Regions from separate parts of the Mus musculus genome. Here region 2 is linked to region 1. A link is a loop called in an ENCODE intact Hi-C map of the cell type or tissue named here. Cell type or tissue: left cerebral cortex. All regions are shown on one strand. Each heading gives the region's core, and the rest is flanking DNA. Links, peaks and the distances in the headings are about the cores only. Region 1 holds the start of Gm36373 (a long non-coding RNA gene). Region 2 has its middle 34 kb from the start of Sec24b.

Region 1 (11,006 bases), core at 930-8,929:
AATGGCTCCAGGCACCAAGAATGGACTGGCGGGGGTTAGGGGGGCTTCCCCCTTATAAGCAAGGTCTCTTAGTAAACTCTCGGGCCTTGATCAGAACCTTTGTCTTGGCTTCATTATCTTTTCTCGAAGTCTAAGTGTCTTTCAGCCCAGCCTGCCTCCCGGGTGTACCCGGTTCATGTAGGCCGAGGGACAGCATACAACACTATGCCAATCAATGGGATGGGTGGCACCACTGTAAAGAAGAGAAGACAGAAGGGAATGGAAAGTATTTGTTTAAATTCCCACATAGAAAGGGACACAGCAGGGCCTTGAGCCTGTCTGGGCTGGCTTCTAAGAGTGAACTAGTGTCAAAGCCAATTATCTGACTATAATAGGGAAAGGCCAGAGCTATGGGGTCTGAGGAGCCCTGCACTTTCTTGCCAGGCATGTGACACCGTGGCTGCTCTTTCCCCAGGCCACTTCTTAGGGCTGTCTTTGCAGCCCACCACATTGATGGATAACTGTCCCTCTTGGACAAAGTATGGGTTTGCCTCCCTTCCCTTCCACACACTATAAAACAGCACATCACTAAACTCAGTGTTCTGCAGCTAGGAGCCAGCTACCCATGTGCGCAGCATCTATCACTACCCTGTGGGGCTTGGCGAGTGTTGTCCCCACGCTGCTTGCTCCGCTGTAACAAAGTCCTTTGTCTTTGACCCAGAAGTCTCAAGTTTTCTGCCAATATCCATGAAACAGTAACAGACCCAGATTATTAACTGACAAACAGAGCCTGGCACTGTTTGTTTTAGAAGAAGTGACCCAGGTTACAAAATAGAACAAAACACAAATGCTGTCAAAAATCACGGTGACTGTCAATTCACTAAGTGTTCATGGAACGCAAGTGACACAGATGACGATCAATTAGTTGGAAGCCTGTTTACTGTCAAATAAAACTTTACGTGACTCAGCATTTTGGATGAAGAAAGAAGCCCTATCCTGGTGATGTGTGTACTATGCGCTTGATTTACCATGAGGCTTGCATAGCCTTGGTCCCTCTACCAATGGCGCTCACTGAAATAAAGCAAACAGTGAAAACCCTTGAGATTAACTACAGGAAGTCAGAGGAATGGCATGTGCGGATCAAACCAAGGATGCCAGTACTCAGAGTCAGTTCAAGAACGATGGAGGAAGCTGGCAGAGTACCTCCCTGGCTTGTGGGGTCCCAGATTCAACTGCCAGCCTTAAACGGGGTGGGGCTAAGAAATAAGAAATCCACCAAAGAGGAAAAGTAGAAATGACGCCAACTAACCTGGGCTACTCAGTCAATTAACCCGTTCTTGAGTGTATTTTCCTGACGAGTTTAATGCAGCCAGGTACTGAAGAGCTATTGAGCGTGTATTGTGTCCCACACACTAAGCTGCACCTCTGATTTCAGGTAGTTCATGTCTAGATAAACAAACAAGTCGGTTATGAAGCACATTAAAGAGAGGCAAGTGCTATAGAAACAGGGGAGACTTGATTTTTCAATGGGAGATAAAGGAAGACCTCATTGTAAAACGTGTATTTGGAAGAGGAAAGGGCGTGAGCCACTCAGGTAGCGTGAGAGTGAGGCCCCTAGCCTGGCTATGAATGTCACGACCAGAGGTGAGCAGTCGAATGAAGCCAACCAGCAGACTAGGAGGTGAGGTCAGTAGTTACGGGGGCAGAGGGACTCTTAAGAAGGGACATATAGGCTCCCTGTGGGACCATGGCAAGGACTTGGGCTTGTGTCCTGTGAATTTTATCTGAACGATTTTAACCAAAAGTACACAGTCATAACCAGTCAAATGAAATACCATTGGCAAGTGGGGCTCAAAGGCTGGGAATTAAGTGATCCTGTTCAGTATCTAAGAGTTGGGGTTACATTTCTCCTGTCCTGAAATCATCTTGCCTAATAGGTCTTCCGGTTACCTGCCCTGCCGGGGTAGGAACCTTGGCTTGAGAGATTTTTTTTTTCTTACACTCCAAGAAGATTCATCCAATCTATGCCCTAGCCACCTGTGGACCATCTGCCGTAAACACATCTGCTGGGTTGACACCCAAGCCACCTGGATTGGAGCTGGGTGTTCGAAAACATCTCCTGAGAGTGTTGAGTTATCATCTAAAGTGGCTTATCACAACTGCTGGGCTCTCATTAGTTAATAAAAGGTTCTCGTCTTTAAGTTCACTGTAACTTCATGGCTGAAGACATGAGCCACCTTCATGAACATAATGTTTTATTTGTGCCTCAGTTCTTTAAAATCAATATGGATGCTACATCATGCCAAAGAAGCCAAGTGTGCAAATGCACAATTTAGGTAGAGTCAAATAAGCTTGCTTGCAAAAGAAAACTGTATGAAAACATTTTTCCAAATCTCAGTGAACTAAAATGCCATGTTAACTATAAGTTGCACTGAGGGACAGGCATAGACTTTGCTAATGTTGTAGCTGTCAGCACTAGTTCTTTGACTTAAATGCCCAAACAGGCATTAAGATATAGGAGATAGATGCATGGCACTCTGCACTAAGCAGTGTGTGTGTGTGTGTGTGTGTGTGTGTGTGTGTGTGTGTGTGTGTGTGTGTTTTAAGAGCAAAAACAAGTAAGACCAAAGTGATAAAATACATATATAAGAGCAATGTTTCTGTATATTTAAAATTATACAATGTGTAAATGTGGACATATAGCTAGAGGTAAGCTATGAGAAATGTTACAAGATGTTAAGTAAAAAAACAGAATTATTTAAAAATTTTCCATTCTAGTAGATTAAAACAAAAACAGGTACTGGCCAGGAAGTGGTGGTGCACACCTTTCTAATCTCAGCACTTGGGAGGCAGAGACAGGCAAGCTTGGGCTACAGAGTGAGTTCCAGGACAGCTAGGGCTACACAGAGAAACCCTGTCTTGAAAAACCTAGATAGATAGATAGATAGATAGATAGATAGATAGATAGATAGATAGATAGACAGACAGACATATAAATATCAGTACTGAAGCCAGCATGGTTGCACACACCTTTAATCCCAGCCCTTGGGAGGCAAAGCCAAGTGGACCTCCGTGAGTTCAAGGCCAGCCTGGTCTACACAGCAAGTTCCAGGGCAGCCATTGCTACATAAAGAGACCCTATTGCAACACAAACAAACAAATGAAAAACCACCAATAAATACCAATAGGAATCAGTATTGAAAGATACTTAGTCCTTTGAAGCCAAGTGAAGGCTACCACCATGGTGGTTAAGAGCACAGACACTTAATTCAGATTGTGGCTGGTCACTTGGTGCCACAAGCCTGTCTGAGCCCCATGTCCTCACCTGAGAAGTGGGCTAAGAGCACCGATTCAGAACAGTCCTGGGAGACTGATTCCAGGTGATACATGAGAAGTGGCTGGAGCAACATCTAGTGTACACGCATGCTCTCAATAAACTTGAGCTATTGTTACCAATGCTTCCTTGGAGATTGTGCTGACTAGTTTGATGTCAACTTGACAAAAGCTAAAGTGATCAGAGAGAGGGGAAACCTCAATTAAGAAAATGCCCCCTGGGGCTGGAGAGATGGCTCAGTGGGTAAGAGCACTGACTGCTCTTCCAGAGGTCCTGAGTTCAATTCCCAACAACCACATGGTGACTCACAACCATCTGTAATGGGATCCAATGCCCTCTTCTGGTGTGTCTGAGGACAGCTACAGTGTACTCAAATACATTAAATAAATAATACTTTAAAGGAAAAGAAAAGGAAAGGAAAGGAAAGAAGAGAAGAGAAGAGAAGAGAAAAGAAAAGAAAAGAAAAGAAAAGAAAAGAAAAGAAAAGAAAAGAAAAGAAAAGAAAAGAAAAGAAAAGGCCTCCTTAAATATTGGACTATAGGCAAGTCTGTGAGTCATTTTCTTGTTAATGATTGATGGGGGGGGGGGGGCGCAGCCCATTGTGGGTGGTGCCATCTCTGGGCAGGTGATCCTGGGTTCTTTTAGAAAACAGGCTGAGCAAGCTATAGTGAGCAAGCCAGTAAGCAGCATCCCTCTACAGCCTCTGCATCAACTCCTGCCTCCAGGTTCCTGCCCTGTTTGAGTTCCACTCCTGACTTCCTTTGATGGCCAACAGTAACATGGATGTATATGACCAACAGTAACATGGATGTATATGACCAACAGTAACATGGATGTATAAGCCCAATAAACCCTCTCCTTCCCAGGTTTCTTTGATCATGGTGTCTCGCCACAGCAAGAGTAACCCTAACTAAGAAAAAGAGATCAAAGCTTTTCAGCAACAAACCCTTTGAAAGAGAAGAATTAGGCGTTTCATGTGTTAAAGTTCCACCATACAGACAGAGACTTTGCTCTCTATTCCCCCATGTGGTTCAGAAACCCTGATTAGCATACGCCAAGGAAGAAGTCCAACACAAATCTGGACGAGGAAAACAATCAGCCTTCTCCAGGAAATTTGATTATTAAAGTTTTACTTTAGTAATAGCTGGGTATGTGAAATTTTCTCAGAGGACCCAGCAGTGGGGGAAGAAAGAAAAAGCAAGCCTGCCTATACAGATGTTCAGTCTTTGCTGACACACTGTAAGCCTTCTTCTCAAAATACTGACCAGGTGCAGTGCTAAATATGGACATGAAGCCACTGGGTCCAGTCACGATGAATGTGTTGAAAGGACCTACACAGGTTACTTTCAACCTCTGGACACTTCAGTGAAGAGACATGGGAAACATGATGTGTCTAAGCTTAAAAAGAGGACTTGGGGTGGGGGTGTTGGAGAGATGGCTCAGTGGTCAAGAGTACTGACTGCTCTTCCAGAGATCCTGAGTTCAATTCCCAGCAACCACATGGTGGCTCATGACCACCTGTAATGAGATCTGATGCCTGCTTCTGGTGTGTCTGAGGGCAGCTACAATGTATTCATAGAAATAAAAATAAATAAATCTTTGAGAGAGAGAGAAAGAGACTCATGGTCAGTCCTGTTTGGCTTGCTTTTCTCTGCTGAAACACTGTGAAATGGTCCTGGAAGCTTCATTGAAGCTCTTGGGGGCATTTGTTGGAAATCCTAAACAGAAATATAGCTCACACCTTGTAACTGAATGTCGCTATATATAAAGAATAATAATAAATACTGGAGAGCCACAGGGAACCGTGAGTAAAGCAGAGAAAATCGAGTTTGAGGATTGCTAAGTCCCTGCTTGGAAGTATTATGTAATGAACGTCTGGAGTGGGTGATTAGTATCCATTTAAGATAAAATCTGTAAGAATTATAACTTCACATGTGATTTTTACAATGTATCGGATTTCCACGGCTCCTGTGTCCTGTTTATGATCATTATAGCCTTAATAAGATGTATTTTCCAGCCCCTAAGTTCTACAGATCAGAAAAATGAGTTCCTCCTCTTGGGATACCTTGGAATGCAAGGGCCACTAAATCAGATTGACAATTATCACTGGGACATTATCTCCATCTCTGTCGGTGGTGTTCCCCACAGGGAGACCTTTCTGTTAATAGTGTCACTGAATTCCTCCCCCACACACAAAATCAATCATTTGACGTGGGCTTGAGAGCATAATTACATAAATATAAACCCGCTGAAGGATCACGCCTAGGTCAAAGTCTAACGAGAACAACGAGCAATCAATAACCACTGCCTCTTTTAACTAACAGACCATCACCGTGCCCATTAGGACCCGAGTCCTATTAGGATGTCAAGAGCGCCATCTGCTGGTTGAACGGAAGTGAGCCACAGCCTGCAGACTGATGGAAAAACAGATGCATCGAAAGAGTAGGAAAGATGAAAAGGACTAGCAAAACCAAATGGGGCGTGAGAGTCTGTCCAAGCCAATACATTGATTTTTACAAGTGAACAGACTCATTACAATACTTACATACTCCCAGCCCAAAGAATGTAGAAAGTCAATCTATCAAGAGGCAGGAGGCAGAAGATAGCATAGTATATACATACATATACATATATTCACGATACACATGCACATATATAATAAAAAGTCTCCAGCACCTGCAGTCCCACTTCTGTTACCTGCTCTGATCAAAAGTTACACACTGGCCTGGTAGCCCAGCCCTCTTCTTGAAAGTATTGACTGTAATACAGATAATGACTTGGCAACTTTGTAAGATGAAAGTATCTGCCTCGGGTTTAAAATTGCTAGCTATCTCCTCAAAGCAAAGGGTGATGTGAAGGGTGGACAGGGAGTGTCGGGAAGGATCCTGTGGTGTTTTCACGGTGGCTAATGTTTGTGTCTCTGACTCAACGTGCTCCCTCTTTACAGTGAGTAGTGATACTTCACCACGCAGAGGGGAAGGAACCTACTGCAAGCATCAAGTCAGGCGACCTGCAACTGGAGACAACGGAAGATGGTTGTGGCTGTTCTCAGTATCGGGAACCAACCATGTCTCTCTTACAGTACCAGGATGGTGAGATGAGTTGAGACAACATATAGCAAAGGTTCTTTAGAAGCTGAAAAAGACTAAGAGACCAGGACTCACTGAACCCTCGTGAGCTAGACACAGAAATAGTGGCAAATCAACAGTTAACGACAAATGTTAACAAGAAAGTCTCTTTTAAAAGACTAAGGAAAATTTCTCAGATACTCTAACTTTTAAAAGGCGACATGAGGGGTTGGAGAGATGGCTCCGAGGTTAAAAGCACTGACTGCTCTTCCAGAGTTCCTTAGTTCAATTTCCAGAAACAACATGGTGGCTCACAACCATCTGTAATGAGATCTGGTGCCCTCTTCTGGCCTGCAGGCATACATGCAGGCAGAATCCCTTTATTTAAAAAAAAAAAAAAAAAAAAAAAAAAAAAAGCATGAATTCAATCGCCTGAAAGGAATGCTCTCTCCGATTTCTTCTACATTTGGGAATTGGGCAATCCCTTCTTTAACTCATCTCTCTCCTCCAATTCCACCAAATTCAACTAAAGTTGATCTTCGCGCTTTCTGCCAGAGAGGCGCCTCTATTGGACCCGTGAGTTCATGCTGAACTGTTTTCTACGCTGGCAAAGGCAGACAGCGTTAGCAAAACAGTCACCCTTCCACACCAAGGACCCCTGGTTCCAGCTTCCAAGATCATTTTCCAGTCTTTGGGCCTTGAGTTTCCCACTCGTCTTTCGGGGTCCCTGCTGGTTTTCTGGAAACCCTTCCCAGTCGCTTTTCACCTCTATCTCAAGATCTGGCCCCTCTTCAGCCACCTCTGTGTCCCGGAAGCCGAGCAGAGTTTCCATCTGTTATCTCAGCACATAAAAGCCACGCCCAAACCTAACAGCCTTAGAAAACAAGCTTAGCCCTAGCTCCCGAGTTATGTACTGGGAGCCAGCTGGGCTCCACTAGGCGGTTCTCCCTCGGCGATTCTCACACAGCTACAGGCAGAGGGCAGCTGGGGCCAGCACCCGGGGCCAGCAGCTGATACAGCGGTCAGCTCCAAGTTCAGCTGCTGTTGACAGGAGCAGCTACCAACGGCTTCTCATGTGGTTTAGGACTTATGATCTTGAAGCTGGGTTTTCAGACGGCAGATCCCAAGAACCAGCCTTCTAAGCGGCAGGAAGCAGAAGCTGCCAGGTCCGCTAAATATCCAGGACTGGCACAGTGACACGTGTGCCATCGTCTGATCAAAACAGGCACAGGGTGAGCACATATCACCGGCTTAGGGAAATGATGCCCATTTCTTGACGGGAGCAGGGCCGTTGCTTTGTATAAAATGCATGGATAAGAGCTATTGTTACTGTCCTGTTTGGAAACAGTCATGCTAGTTAAAATAAAACAGAGGTTAACAGCTTCTCCAGTGCACGGATGTGGTCAGATTCTAAAGCTGTTTGGACTGGCACTCCCCCTCTGCTGTGAGACTACGATCCGAGGTGGACCAGTGGCCAACACAAGCACTTACTGGAGTTTGCTGGAGCTTCATCCTTGACAGAGGGCTCTGAAGACAGACTCTGTGAAGAGCCAACCATTACACCAGACTGCTTCTTGGCCTTCAGTCAAGTGGTGTCACACCACATAGAAACTCTTTCCACCCTGCATAAATCTCAAAAACATTGTTAAGTGGACGTAAACATAAGTGGAGGCATTCTATAGTCAATCACACTTATCCCACATGACTGTATGTGCACATTCCCACCCTCCATCCCCAGAGGAGAATGTGCGACCATATACTAAATAAAAACGATAAAAATGAGGCAGAGCCTAACTCCGAGAAAGCTCTGAAGCCATCTTTAAAGAGCATCGAATGCAGTGGTTCACAACCTTCCTAGCGCTATGACCCTTTAATACAGTTCCTCACGGGGTAGTGATCCCAAACTAGAAAAAATTATTCTTGTTGCTATTTCATAACTGTAATTTTTTGCTACTGTTATGAATTGTAATATCAAGAAGCTGTGCTCTACTTTATTTCTTACTTAAGAAGTAGGCATTGCTACCTTCAGTTTCCAAGGAGAAACTGAGGCTCAGAAAACCTAAGGATTTTGCTGAAGGTTGCACAGCTGGTCATTGGAAGAGCTAAAATTCAGGTCCACTAAGAACTCGTAGTATTATAACGAAAAGTGTAAGTACATTTAAAAAAATAGTATTTGGCAAGAGTTTTAATACACTGACCTTTGGGGCTGGAGAGATGACTCAGCAGTTAAGAGCACTGACTGCTCTTCCAGAGGACCCACGTTCAATTCCCACAAACTTTAGGTTAGGTCCTGTGGAGCACTAGAGAGCAGGCTTGGCTCCAGCAGTACGGAATCTCAGCCTGTGGGTTCTCTGGGCTGAAGCGCTACCTGGGCAGGAGCTAGCTTCATAGAACTCATTATCTGGCACTCACTCTTTGGACTCTGTAAATGTGTCGTTCTTATTTCTACGTGCAGACCGACCTGCGCTAGGAAGGTTACAGCATACAACAGAAACAACGGCCGTGCACTCACAGCAGCTCCATTCCCATCCAGACAATATTCTCCCAACTTTGCACCTGTGTTAGTTCCCATTTTATAACTCAAGTAAACAGTAACAGTGATCGCCAGCACACTCTTTCTTTTCGTTTCTTACTGTTTTTGTTTTTTTCTCGTTTTTTATTATCTTACGGGGAGAGGTTTCAGTTGTTTTGAGACAAGATCTTGCTGTGTAGCCCAGCCTGGCCTGGAACTTACTGGCTTCAGTCCTTCTGCCTCCGTATCCCGATCGCTGAAATAACAAGCCCATGCCACCCCTGGCTCTCGTTTATAGTCCTACAAACAGGCTATCTTCTTTATTAATCTGAATGGTTCATCTCCATTGTCAGTTTGGTAAGATCTCACATCACCTGGGTGTGTCTAGGCGAGATTATCTTGATTAGGTAGCTGGGGTTGGAAGAGCTGCCCCCTGTGTGGCACAACTCGGTGGGGTGGGTCCTGGACCACAGAAGAAGGGGGAGGCTGGCTGAGCGGCCACAGCGCTCCCTTGAAGGAAGGACTTCATTGTAGGGTGGAGCAAGATGGCAACCTCAGATCCTTTATCAGGTCTACCTCAGCTCCACAGGCAAATTGTGCCAGTCTTGAGATGGTCTCCAACCCAGGTCACAACAGCAGCCCAGTCAGTGTCTAGCCATACTGCCCTGCCAGCCAATGACATCTTGACTTCACCTGCCATCTTATCCTTCCTAAATCCACTTTCTTCCTTCTCCTCTCAGACGACTCACATTCCACAAAACCACTTTATACTTGTCAGCATCCTCTCCCAAGAGAGCCAATAGTCAAAGATGAGTTTGTCTCCTTTCCGGCAGGAAAACTCATTCTACATTCACCTGCCTAGCAAATAAGTCGTAGCAGCTTTCTAGTGCACTGTGATGCCGGCTCACGCTGCCGTAAAATACTTTATGCCTAGTATTGTTTTTTTTTCTTCTTCTTCACATAAACACAGTACATTTTACCAACAAGACATTTTATATAAGTATATGCTTCAAAATATTGATTTAAATATTAATTAAATTAATATTTCACTGTACTGGGTAAAGAAATGATTACTCAAAAACGCTTTGGAAATTAATTTCCAAGTTTTTGAAACAGAAACATACCGTTAGCATAGCACCACCTAGTGGTACATAGAAGGAACTGTTACTACTCCATCAATAAAGAAAAATGGGACCTTGCTGTATTGCAGTTGCTTTTGTCTGCCTAACATAAAGGCTTTAAAAGATGTTCTCATAGTCAAACAAACTGAGACTGTATGCATACTGAATCAGGCCTTGAACTCTGATATCTTTGGGTCATCTTTCCTTCCCAGAGCTTAAAGCACGGCTACCCCGTCTCCTCGTCCACACTGGTCCTGGCTACTGCACTTGAGTACCTCACAGCTTATAAACAGTTTGATCTATTGATGACCGAATGCCGGCGCTGGAGGTCAGAGCCTTTGTTCATCGTCTTAATCCTATGTTCAAGACCCTCTGAGTAAATGAATGAATCTTTAATAATGAGCTGCTAATGATCACCTTTGGAACTGGAAGGGTGTGGGAGACTCAACCGAGGGACAAATCTTGTAAACTTACAAATTCTATGATCAGAATGAATTGAGCTATGAAAGAAGTGAAGGCCACGGCCTGTTAGAGAACTAAAAGACCTGGCCAGAAAAACTATACAACCAGACTGGTCTAGAGATGTGTCCAGGACATGTTACTGATAGCCAATGAGAAAGGAACTGTCTCCTACCAGTCAGCCAATGAGAAAGGAACTGCCCCTCCCAGTCAGCCAATTAGAAAGGGACTGCCACCTCCAGTCAGCCAATGAGAAAGGGACTGCCACCTACCAGTCAGCCAATGAGAAACTACCAGTCCGATGAGCGTACACGTTGTGATTGCATCATGGAACTGTGGAACCACTGCCTCAGGAAGCACCCTAATGCGCTATACGAGGGGGCACAGTAAGGAAATCGCATTTACTGTGCATGACCACTCCATGGTATGGTTAAAGCTTTGATTGTGAATAAGAGAAGCATCCAGAATCCAGAGCAGAAAGAGAAAACAGACTGGACACGGCCAGGGCTAGAGCAGCCGTTCAGTGGGAGAAA
Region 2 (11,006 bases), core at 2,087-10,086, 590 kb before region 1:
ATTTTGACTTATTCACTCCTTATTGTCCCTGCCTCGTGCTTGTCTCCTCTCTGTTCCTCCATAGTACCTTCTGTTTGCATGTTATAGCCATACACGTATGTAAAGCTATATGACCCAGGTTCCATATATGAGAAAACACGTGATGTTTGTCTTTCTGGTCTGGTTTATTCCACCTAATCTGATAATTTTCAATTCTATCAATACTTCCGAAAATGACATAGCTTCACTTTTCTTTATGGTTGAATAAAAGCTTGAGTCACCTTTTCCTAAAGAAGTTTCTACTCAGGAAAGGAAGTTGAAATGAGGAGAGTTGGATGTATAAAGCTCACTTCTTCACAGTATTCAACTTCTATAGCAACCTGAAACCAAACTAGACCTTCCCCACGCACTCTGAGAACACAGATCCGCTTCATCACTATGTTGCCCTGTTAGCATCTTCTCTCATCACTTGGTACAGCGATCTTGTCTGCATCTTAAACTTTAAACTGGTGAAGGAGGAGCTGATCTGCACCTCTCTTATTTCCCCTGTGAATGGGCTCTTGAGCTTTTGAAGCAACAAATCTACTAAGCTACCCAGCCAAGACCTGCAGGCTGGGACCCGTGAGCTGCTGGCTAGGCAACAGATAACAACTCTTGGGGGACTCTTCCTGTAATGTAAAGACTTAGTGAATCGCACAATGTGGCCCTGTCCTCTCTGCCACCCCACTCAACCACAAGACATTGACATCTTATTAAGGTGAAATCCCATTAAAATAAACATGAAGTGATGATTTTCTCCAGAGCACTATCACGGGACTTCAAGTTAGTAAAACTCACGTGTGCGTACGTGTGTGCTCATGGTGCTGTCGGGGAACCAAAGTCAGAGGGACACAGTCTGACAGGATGGCTGTTGCCAGGCTAGTTACTGTTTCTCTTTTTGCTTTCTTTGGGCGGATGTTTTTGTAGTTGGCATCTTGGCGACACCGTTCTCTCCCCCTCCCCCTGCTCTATGATTCTTCCAATTTCCATTGCCTCTGCTCTGGATTATTGCCAGCCACATTCTAGCCTACTCTTCTGCCTCCTGTTCATTCACTGCATCTTGCGAGGCTCATTTCCTTAGATAGAGCACAGGGCTGGCTGTGACAACCGTCTAGTTGCAAATGTTCAGTCACTCTCGTTTGTTCAACGTCCCTCTTTTACGTATTTATTTCTTAAATCCCTGTCTGAGCTGGCTGTGAGTCATCTTTATATTCCTCTCTATGCAGCCCCTTCTCTTTGTCCTATTTCCTGGGTCCACTCATTGTTCCCACAGTGTGCTTGAAGGTTCTTTTTTGAGGCTGACCCAAGCTTGGCCGCTGTACTCTTTAGGATCAACCGTTCAGACTATCCCTAGTGCCCAGTTTGCTCCAAGGGTCTTCCCTAAATGTCCCTAAGAAGCCCCTATTTTCCCTTAGCACGTTGTACTTGGGTTTTACTGTGTAATAGCCCTGGCTGTCCTGGACTTGCTTTTTAGACCAGGCTGGCCTCGAACTCACGAAGACCCACCTGCCTGTGTCTCCCAAGTGCTGGGATTAACGGTGTGCACCACCATGCCCGGCAGGTTGTGCTTTTACATGTCTCAGGACACCTCCCTCTCTCTGCCTTTCACATTCTCAGGCTCGTGCCTGGATGCAGTGGGCAGAGCACCTGCATCTTCATCACAGATCTGATTATTTGGATGATCTGGGCAGCTAACTTCTTCAGATGTCAGCTATCTGCTGACAACAACTGTCTCGTGAGATTTTTTTTTTTTTTTTATTGTGGACATTAAATGAGACAATGTCATGTCATGTAACCCAGTTGCAGGCTGTCATTATGTGGTCAGAGTGTAGGAACTGCTGTCATTCTTCCTCTTCTTGCTTGAGTTGCTTTTCTAGGCTGTGACTTCAATGACTGTTGGATCTTTTCCCAGAGCGGGTGTAGCAAACACCTCCTATCAAAGACTAGTTGGAATTTTAGGTTTGGCCATTGACAAATCTGTCATATATATATATTTTAACCCGTTTTCTCTTTTTCTTTGTCTTACAACTTTATAAGTTTACCCTAGCTCACCGATTATACCAAACGGGGCCAACCAGCTGCAGCTTGCTGATCTGTTATGTAGTCCAGACCAGTGTTTCACTGATCAATCAATGTGTCTGATTAAATAAGGGATTACATGATTAGGCCCTACTAGACCTCTCCCATTACTTCAAATCTTTTACAAGCAACCTCTGTTGTAGTTCGAATGTGAATTGTCTCCCATAGGCTCGTATGTTTCAACACTTGGCCCCCACTGGGGGTGAAGTCTGGGAAGGTCATAGAGCCTTTGTGAGGGGGATCCTGGCTGGGATAAGTCATTGGGGAGGGCTTTGAGGTTGATTTTAATGTAATATTTAAAATTTATTCTTTGAGAATGTCATACATGCATACAATGTATTTTGAGCATATTAACCTCTCCCTAGTACCCACTTCTGTTGCTCCAGGAGCCTTCTCCCCATGTCTACCAACCCCATGACCCCTCTGTCTCCTCTCCTTCCTCCTCTACCACCTCCTCCTGAATATAATCCACAGAATCTACCTAGTGGTGCCTGTAAATGCATGGATTTGGGATGATCCACTGGAACACAGAAAACCTACCAGGGGTCACACGTCCAGGGTAATAATTCTCCTGCAGCAGCTTTTATTGATAGTTCCGCAGTTAGGGGCGGGGCCTCTTCAGCTCCTCCTTCAGGGCTGGAATGTTGTTTGCCATGGACTTGTACAGGTCTTGGGCAGGTAATGACAGAGGCTACTGTGAGTCCGTGCATGCCCCGTGTCTATTACGTTCAGGAGACACAGTTACACGGCAATCCTCCCTGACCTCTGGCTCTTACAGATTTTCCATTGTTCTTCCTTCTGCATTGTTCTGAGAAGCTTGCAGGAAGAGAGTGTGGTATAGCTGTGGCATTAGGGCTAAGATGAGCCATTTATGTTTTTGCTACTTGAGCATTTGTGAGTCTCTGTATTAACTGCTCTCCATTGCAAACAGAAGCCTCTCGGCTGAGAGCTGCATTGATCTGTGGGTATGAAGACAGGGGTTGTTTGACAATATGTCTATTCAGTGAGGTAATAGAAATAGGCTCTTCCTTAGGACCTGTGGCCTCCATAACCCTGGTTCTTGGTCAGGTCTGTAGTACCAGGTATGGCTTCCCTTCAATGGAGCAGGCCTTAAATCCAATAAAAAGTGGTTGGTTATCTCCATTAGCATTCTGCTATTTCTCCACTGGGCATAGACTGCTTCCAGGTCTGTTGCTATTGTAGCTCACAGGGTTCATAGTGTAACACTGTTGATTATGTTTCTCCCTCAGCAGCCTGCAGAACCTCTTTTGGCACTATGAAAGTTAGCCCCAGAAAGGTCACAGGCTGCATGTCCTGCAATTAAGTGTGTCATATCAGCAATAGGGTCGTACCACCAAGTTCTGGTGGACAACAAAGAGCAATGCCAAAGCTTGTATTTTTTGGGGGGGGGTGGTGGTGGTGACAGTCTCTGGGACCTTACTTGACTGACAGCTTGAAGAAAAGTATCCCACCCCAGGCTTTTTGCCCTAAATGGCTTTTGTGAGGTCTTAGTTAGGGTTTTACTGCTGTGAACAGACACCATGACCAAGGCAACTCTTAAAAGAACAAACGTTTAATTGGGGCTGGCTTACAGGTTCAGAGGTTCAGTTCATTATCATCAAGGCAGGAACATGGCAGCATCCAGGTAGGCATAGTGTAGGAGGAGCTAAGAGTTCTACATCTTCATCTGAAGGCTGCTAGCAGAATACTGGCTTCCAGGCAGCTAGGATGAGGGTATTAAAGCCCATGCCCATAGTGACACACCTACTCCAACAGGGCCTCACCTATTCCAACAGGGACACACCTCCTAATAGTGTCACTCCCTGGGCCAAGCATGTACAAACCACCACAGGTAGGGTATTATCCTTGCCATGCAGAGTAACTCGATGTCAGCTGTTTTTGTTTTTGCTTTGTTTTTGTTTTTTAATGCAACTTTTGGAAAGCTTATAAAATAGTAAACTTCCATACCTATTTAGTGTTTGCACTCTGGGTGCAGATGTGATATGACCATCGAGTCTTGCTCCTGAGCCTGTGTCATCTCACTAGGATAGGCTGTATCTCTCTGAAACTGTCAATGGGAATAAGCCCTATCTCCAAGAAGTTGCCTTTTCGGATGGGCCATGGTATTTTATCACATCAACTGGAAAATAAATGAAGACAGCTTCTCTTTTTTTTTTTGAGATTTATTAATGTTATGCATTACAAGTACACCATAGCTGTCTTCAGACACACCAGAAGAGGGCATCGGATCCCATTACAGATGGTTGTGAGCCACCATGTGGTGGCTGAGAATTGAACTCAGAACCTTGGGAAGAGTAGTCAGTGCCCTTAACTGCTGAACCATCTCTCCAGCCCTGAAGACAGCTTCTTATGTTTATTTCCCACACCATCTTAAGTCTTGATGTCTGTAGTGGATTTGCATCTAGAAATAACATGCATGAGTCCTTGAAGTGTGGAGCCATTTCTACACAGTGGCGTCTTTTCACACTGTCAGTTTTTCTACTCCAGTCAAGCAGAGGAGACAGTCCTATGTTGAGTCAGCAATTTTAAATTAGTTTGGGAGGAACAATTACAAGACTATTTAGACAACAACAAGCTGGCCCTACACAGCACCTATTTGTCTCTCCCCTAAGATATAAAGTCCTTGTTCCCAGGCTGGTTTTAATCAAACATCTGGCAAACCCAGTGTCACTGCAGCAAACGGGAGATGAGAACATTGCGATTAGCATAGCTTTTTAATTTCCTCTTTGCCTACCACATTTGCATATAACCCCCTGGGAGGCCATCTTATTTTCTCCATGGTGCTTTATCTCAACAATTGTTATCAGTCCCGCTAGGAACCTTTCATAGGTGCTCGGGAACAGGAGGAGGAATAATAATGGCTTTCTCTGAGAATTTTCATCTCTGGTGATTCAAGTCTTCACTCTGTTTCTGTTATAAACTCTTATCACAGGAAACAATAGGAACTAAATTTGAAGCACAGGCTGCCCCCGTGTCTCAACACTCTTAAAAAAAAACGCTCGACTCTTTTCATTAATCAATAATTGTGATACCAAGCATTTTTTTTTTGCTATTGTTAATTAAAACAATATATTTACGTGTGTCTGTGCACACCCATGCCAAAGTGTGCCTGGGGAGGTCAGAGGACAACTTGTAGGTATAGGTTCTCTTGTTCTATTGTGTGGGTTCTGGAGACTAGACTCAAGGGGTTAGGCCTGGGGACAGGCACCTTTACCCACCGAGCCATCTCGACAGCCCCTCATTCTTTCTGTTCTGTGAACTCTATACATTCATTCATTTACTTAGGAGACAAACGTTAAGCGTCAGGTCAGTCAACAAGGTCCACCCACATTTCATTTCTTTACGCGATTTAGCTGGGTGTGGTGGCCCATACTTGTAGTCACAGGACTCCAGAAGGTAAGGCAGAGGGATCCAGCGTTTGAAGCCAACTTGAACTAAGTGAGTTCTGTGCTAACCTGAGCTTCACAGAGACTTTTTATCAGCCAAACCAAACCAAACCAAACCAAACCAAACCAAACCAAACCAAACCAAACCAACAAAACCCTAAGTCAAATTAAATCGAAGCCTAACCAGGCCAGGTGTCAAATTTCCACTAGGTGTCACTGCTGTACCCCGAATTAGCCAAATACAGGCACAGACTGAGAGAAATCTATCTGCAAATTCACTTCCATGACTTTTTCCTCTTTTTTATTGGATATATTTTTTTAATTTACATTTCAAATGTTATCCCCTTTCACGGTTTCCCCTTGGGGACCCCCATTCTACCCCCTCTCTGCTTCTATGAGAATGTTCCCACCCACTCATCCACTCTCACATCCCTGTCCTGGCATTCCCCTACACTGGGGCACCCAGCCTTCACAGAGCCAAGTGCCTCTCTTTCCACTGATGCCCAGCAAGGCCATCCTCTACTACATATGTGGCTGGAGCCATGAGTTCCTCCATGTGTACTCTTCGGATGGTGGTTTAGTCCCTGGGAAATCTTGGGGGTCTGGTTGGTTGATATTGTTGTCCTTCCTATGGGGTTGCAAACTGTTAGTTTGTTAGTGGGATGACAAGGAAGAAAAGGCTAGTCACTTCTATATAATTTTGTATAAGCTGTCACTTGCAACTTTTGTTCATATGGCAAAATATCTTAATTGAGAAGCTAACTCAATAGTAATGTTTATTTTTTTTTAGAAAAACAACTGCAGTGATTTGAGTATGCCTAGCCCATAGAGTGGCAGTATTTTTAGGTGTGGCCTTGTTGGAGTAGGTGTGGCCCTGTTGGAGTAGGTGTGTCACTATGGGCATGGGTTTTAAGACCCTCATCCTAGCTGCCTGGAAATCAGTCTTCCACTAGCAACCTTCAGATGAAGCTGTAGAACTCTCAGCTCCTCCTGCACCATGCCTGCCTGGATGCTGCCATGTTTCCCACTTGATGATAATGGATTGAACCTCTGAACCTGTAAGCCAGCCCCAATTAAATGTTGTTCTTATACGAGTTGCCTTAGTCACGGTGTCTGTTCATAGCAGTAAAACCCTAACTAAGACAACAAGCAAAAGGAATATACAAAGATAAAAACTTAGAGGATGCAAAAAGTTAAGCAAATGATATAAACAGACTTTAGGAAATGCTAGATTTTGATAATTTTTTAAAATGAAGATAACTATTATTGATGGACATGATGGTTCAATCCCGCATTCCCAGCAATCTAGAGGCTGTGATATGAGAACCATCATGAGTTCAAGGTCAGCCCGGGCTATCTAGCAAGTTCCAGATTAACTTGGGCTATAGAATGAGACCTTGCCTCCCAAATTTTCTCTTAAAAAAAAAAGCAATTACTTTAACAATTAGGCAACATTCTGTCTTGAAAGAAAATGGAAGCTTTTGATCACGACTCAAAGATCTAAGCCTCACTGCCACGACTGCAGGGCTGGAGTAGCTCCCAAGCAGCCTGTGCTCTGGGGGGCTGTTCACAAGAGCTATATGATGCTGACGATGAAAAAAGAACACGCAAGACATAGGCTGGAGAAGGCGCAGCGACAGCGAGACCGCGATGGTTATGTCCATCTTCACGGTGTGTGTGTGTGTGTGTGTGTGATCAGTCAGGTGAAGGGAAGCAACAGGGAATGTTCCTCCCTAAACACTGCCATCCGTTTTAGGCAGCCATGGGAGTCACACTATGGGCAGCACCCCTTGTCCCTGTGAGCATGAAGCCACAAGTAGGGCCTTATGGGACGGAGTTGCAGGGTCCGAGGCAATGACTCATCGTGAGGAAAGACACACCTTCCAGAAGCAAGGACGAAGAAAGAAGGGTATTATATGTCCAGTCTACTATTTATACCCTTCTGGTTTGCAGTTAAATTGTGACTTCAGTCATTTGGTTATGGTAACAGAAGCTCTGTTGGAGTTAAAGACTCCTTTATTAAAAAAAAAAAAAACAACCCACAAGGTAAACAAACCTATGCGTTCTCATATTTACCTGTAATTCTGCATCTTGCTAATCCAAATAGTCCATTAGGGCTGGATGAACCATAAATAAAACTAAAATTTCTCATGAGTAAGTAAAGGGTGGCTAGTATTTTCATGAAAAATGCGCAACACGAAATGATGTTGAATTTTTCCGCACTTAGAGCATGCATTAAAAAGTACTGCTATACTTGAGTGTTTTAAAATTCTTTTTACGTTTTTCCCCCAATTTTTTATTAGATATTTTCTTCAGTTATATTTCAAATGCTATCCCGAAAGTCCCCTATACCCTCCCCCCACCCTGCTCCTCTGCCCAAACACTCCCACTTCTCGGCCCTGGCGTTCCCCTGTACTGGGGCATATAAAGTTTGCAAGACCAAGGGGCTTCTCTTTCCAATAATGGCCCACTAGGCCATCTTCTTCTACATACAGCTAGAGACATGAGCTCTGGGAGTACTGGTTAGTTCATATTGTTGTTCCACCTATAGGGTTGCAGACCCCTTCAGCTCCTTGGGTACTTTCTCTAGTTCCTCCATTGGGGGCCCTGTGTTTCATCCAATAGATGACTGTGAGCATCCACTTCTGTATTTGCCATGCACTGGCATAGTCTCACATGAGACAGCTATATCAGGGTCCTTTCAGCAAAATCTTGCTGGCATATGCCTGGGTTTGGTGGCTGATTATGGGATGGATCATCAGGTGGGGCAGTCTCTGGATGGTCCATCCTTTCGTCTCAGCTCCAAACTTTGTCTCTGTAACTCCTTCCATGGGTATTTTGTTCCCTATTCTAAGGAGGAATGAAGTATCCACATATTGGTCTTCCTTCTTGATTTTCTTGTGTTTTGTATCTTGGGTATTCTAAGTTTCTGGGCTAATATCCACTTATCAGTGAGTGCATATAAAGTGAGTTCTTTTGTGATTGGGTTACCTCACTCAGGATGATGTCCTCCAGATCTACCCATTTGCCCAAGAATTTCATAAATTCATTGTTTTTAATAACTGAGTAGTACTCCATTGTGTAAATGTACCACATTTTCTGTATCCATTCCTCTGTTGAGGGACATCTGGGTTCTTCCCAGCTTCTGGATATTATAATTAAGGCTGCTATGAACATAGTGGAGCATGTGTTCTTATTACCAATTGGGGTATCTTCTGGGTATATGCCCAGGAGAGGTATTGCAGGATCCTCTGGTAGAACTATGTTCAATTTTGTGAGGACCCACCAGACTGATTTCCAGAGTGGTTGTACAAGCTTGCAATCCTACCAACAATTGAGGAGTGTCCATCTTTTTCCATATCCTCGCCAGTATCTGCTGTCACCTGAGTTTTTGATCTTAGCCATTCTGACTTGTGTGAGGTGGAATCTCAGGGTTGTCTTGATTTGCATTTTCCTGATGATTAAGGAAAGAAACACAAGCAGTCATCAATAGTCTCCCAACAAACAAACAAACAAACAAACAAGCCCAGGACAAGATGGGTTTAGTGCAGAGTCCTTTCAGACCTTCAAAGAAGACCTATTTCCAACTCTCCTCAAGCTATTCCACAAAATAGAAACAGAAGGTACTCTACCTTCTAATTCATTCTATGAAACCACAATTACTCTGATACCTAAACCACACAAAGATTCAACAAAGAAAGAGAACTTCAGACCAATTTCCCTTATGAATATCGATGCAAAAATACTCAATAAAATCCTCGAAAACCGAATCCAAGAACACATCAAAACGATCATCCATCATGATCAAATAGACTTCATCCCAGGGATGCAGGGATGGTTTAATATACGGAAATCCATCAACGTAATCCACTATATAAACAAACTCTTTTTACTTTTTAAGTATTGTGTGTACCTGATTGTGTGTGTGTGTGTGTGTGTGTGTGTGTGTGTGTGTGTGAGAGAGAGAGAGAGAGAGAGAGAGAGAGAGAGAGTATGTACCTATGTATGTATGCAGGTGTGCATGTGGGCCAGAGGGCAATCTTGGGGGTCACTCCTCAGGCACTAGATAGACACTATGGTCTGTTGCTGGCCTGGAACTCATTGAGTAGAGATATGCCTGCCTTGGCCTCCCCAGTGCTGGGATTACAGATTGTCCATACTGTGCTCAGTGTTTTTGTGTGAGTGTTGAGGACTGAGCTCTGGTCCTCACACTTGTGTGGCCAGCCCTTTACCAACAGAGTCATTTTCCAGTCCCCTTAGGAAGTATTTTATTTTATTTTATTTTATTTTATTTTGCCTCGAGGAAAGAAATTTTATTTTACATAGGTCTAACAATTTGACAGACCACATTTCAAGATGAGACTGAAGCCTAGGTAATTATGGATCAATACCTGGAGGAAGTATTTTAAGATTGAAGTTGACCTTACTAGTACTGAAACATTTGTGCTACAGAGTAGGGAGACTCATGAATATGTAAACATCATTTAATATTTATGCATTACTTTAGTATCAGTTTCTGTAACACCACCAGGGGTGCTTCACATTAACGGTGTCTGTACAAGTAGATGTCTAAACGCTTTTTGTCTTTTGGTATATGAACTGCCAATAAACATAAGAGTGTGAAGATAAAAGCATTGCTGGATTAAATGAATGCAGTAATTTAATTAATCTATTTAACCACTAAGGATGATTTCAATCTTACTGACTGAATATGAAATAATTTGAGAACATGACCCATTCGGAGTAAGGCTAAGTTCAAAAGTCTTTCAGTAGGAGAGATATTCAGTTTAATATACTGAGAACTTGGGGGCTGGAGAGATGGCTCAGTGGTAAGAGCACTGACTGCTCTTCCGAAGGTCCTGAGTTCAAATTCCAGCAACCACATGGTGGCTTACAACCATCCATAATGAGATCTGTCACCCTCTTCTGGAGTGTTCAAAGACAGCTACAGTGTAGTCACATATAATAAATAAATCTTTAAAAAAAAAAAAAAAGATACTGAGAACTTGGTCACTTTGTCATTCGGCCACTTTCTTCTGTCCCTAATTTTTCCTCCAGGATAGTTTTCAGCACTGGCTTCTTTTCTGTGAACAGCCTCAGTCCTTGGTCCTTTCCTTGCACTGAGCTTGAGACAGATCTCACACAGTTGTTTGCTGTTATGTGCACCAGGCTGGCCTATGAGCCTCTGGGGTTTCTCCCATCTCTGCCTCCCACCTCCCTGTAGGAACACCGAGATAACACGTGTGTGTGTGTGTGTGTGTGTGTGTGTGTGTGTGTGTGTGTGTGTGTGTTATTTATCCCGTCTGACTTTATGAATGTTCTTGTCATTCAAACCTGGATCCTCACCCTTCTGCAGAAAGCCAGCTCCCCAGAACCATATTTCTTTCCCATTTTTACGAGTTTATTTATTTATTTATTTATTTATTTTACCCAGAGCTTTTTATTCTGTTTTGATTTTGCAAACACTCCATGTTCTCGCCAAGTAACGTTTTAAGTTAGCTT

Evidence for each region. A loop is a pair of places that touch in the nucleus more often than their neighbours do. Peaks named below come from ENCODE experiments on the same cell type or tissue, not always from the same donor. Only the 100,000 strongest peaks of a DNase experiment are listed, where the experiment ranks them.
Region 2: it touches region 1 in a loop (12-fold over the local background); 36 of 42 quality-filtered maps call a loop at or near these places.

What each region holds. Positions count from the first base shown.
Region 1 is chr3:130,684,189-130,695,194 of GRCm38, forward strand. It overlaps Gm36373 (a long non-coding RNA gene), which reads right to left and starts at 8,464. Exons shown (of 3, transcript XR_867641.2): 1 at 7,873-8,464. In left cerebral cortex, for the core only: CTCF peaks have their summits at 5,701 (motif pointing left) and 6,729 (motif pointing left); a DNase peak (open chromatin) is centred at 5,697; H3K4me3 peaks cover 549 bases.
Region 2 is chr3:130,089,634-130,100,639 of GRCm38, forward strand. No RefSeq gene overlaps it. Among named protein-coding and RNA genes, the nearest start is that of Sec24b, 34 kb to the left of the region's middle. In left cerebral cortex, for the core only: CTCF peaks have their summits at 4,365 (motif pointing right) and 5,718 (motif pointing right); a DNase peak (open chromatin) is centred at 5,713.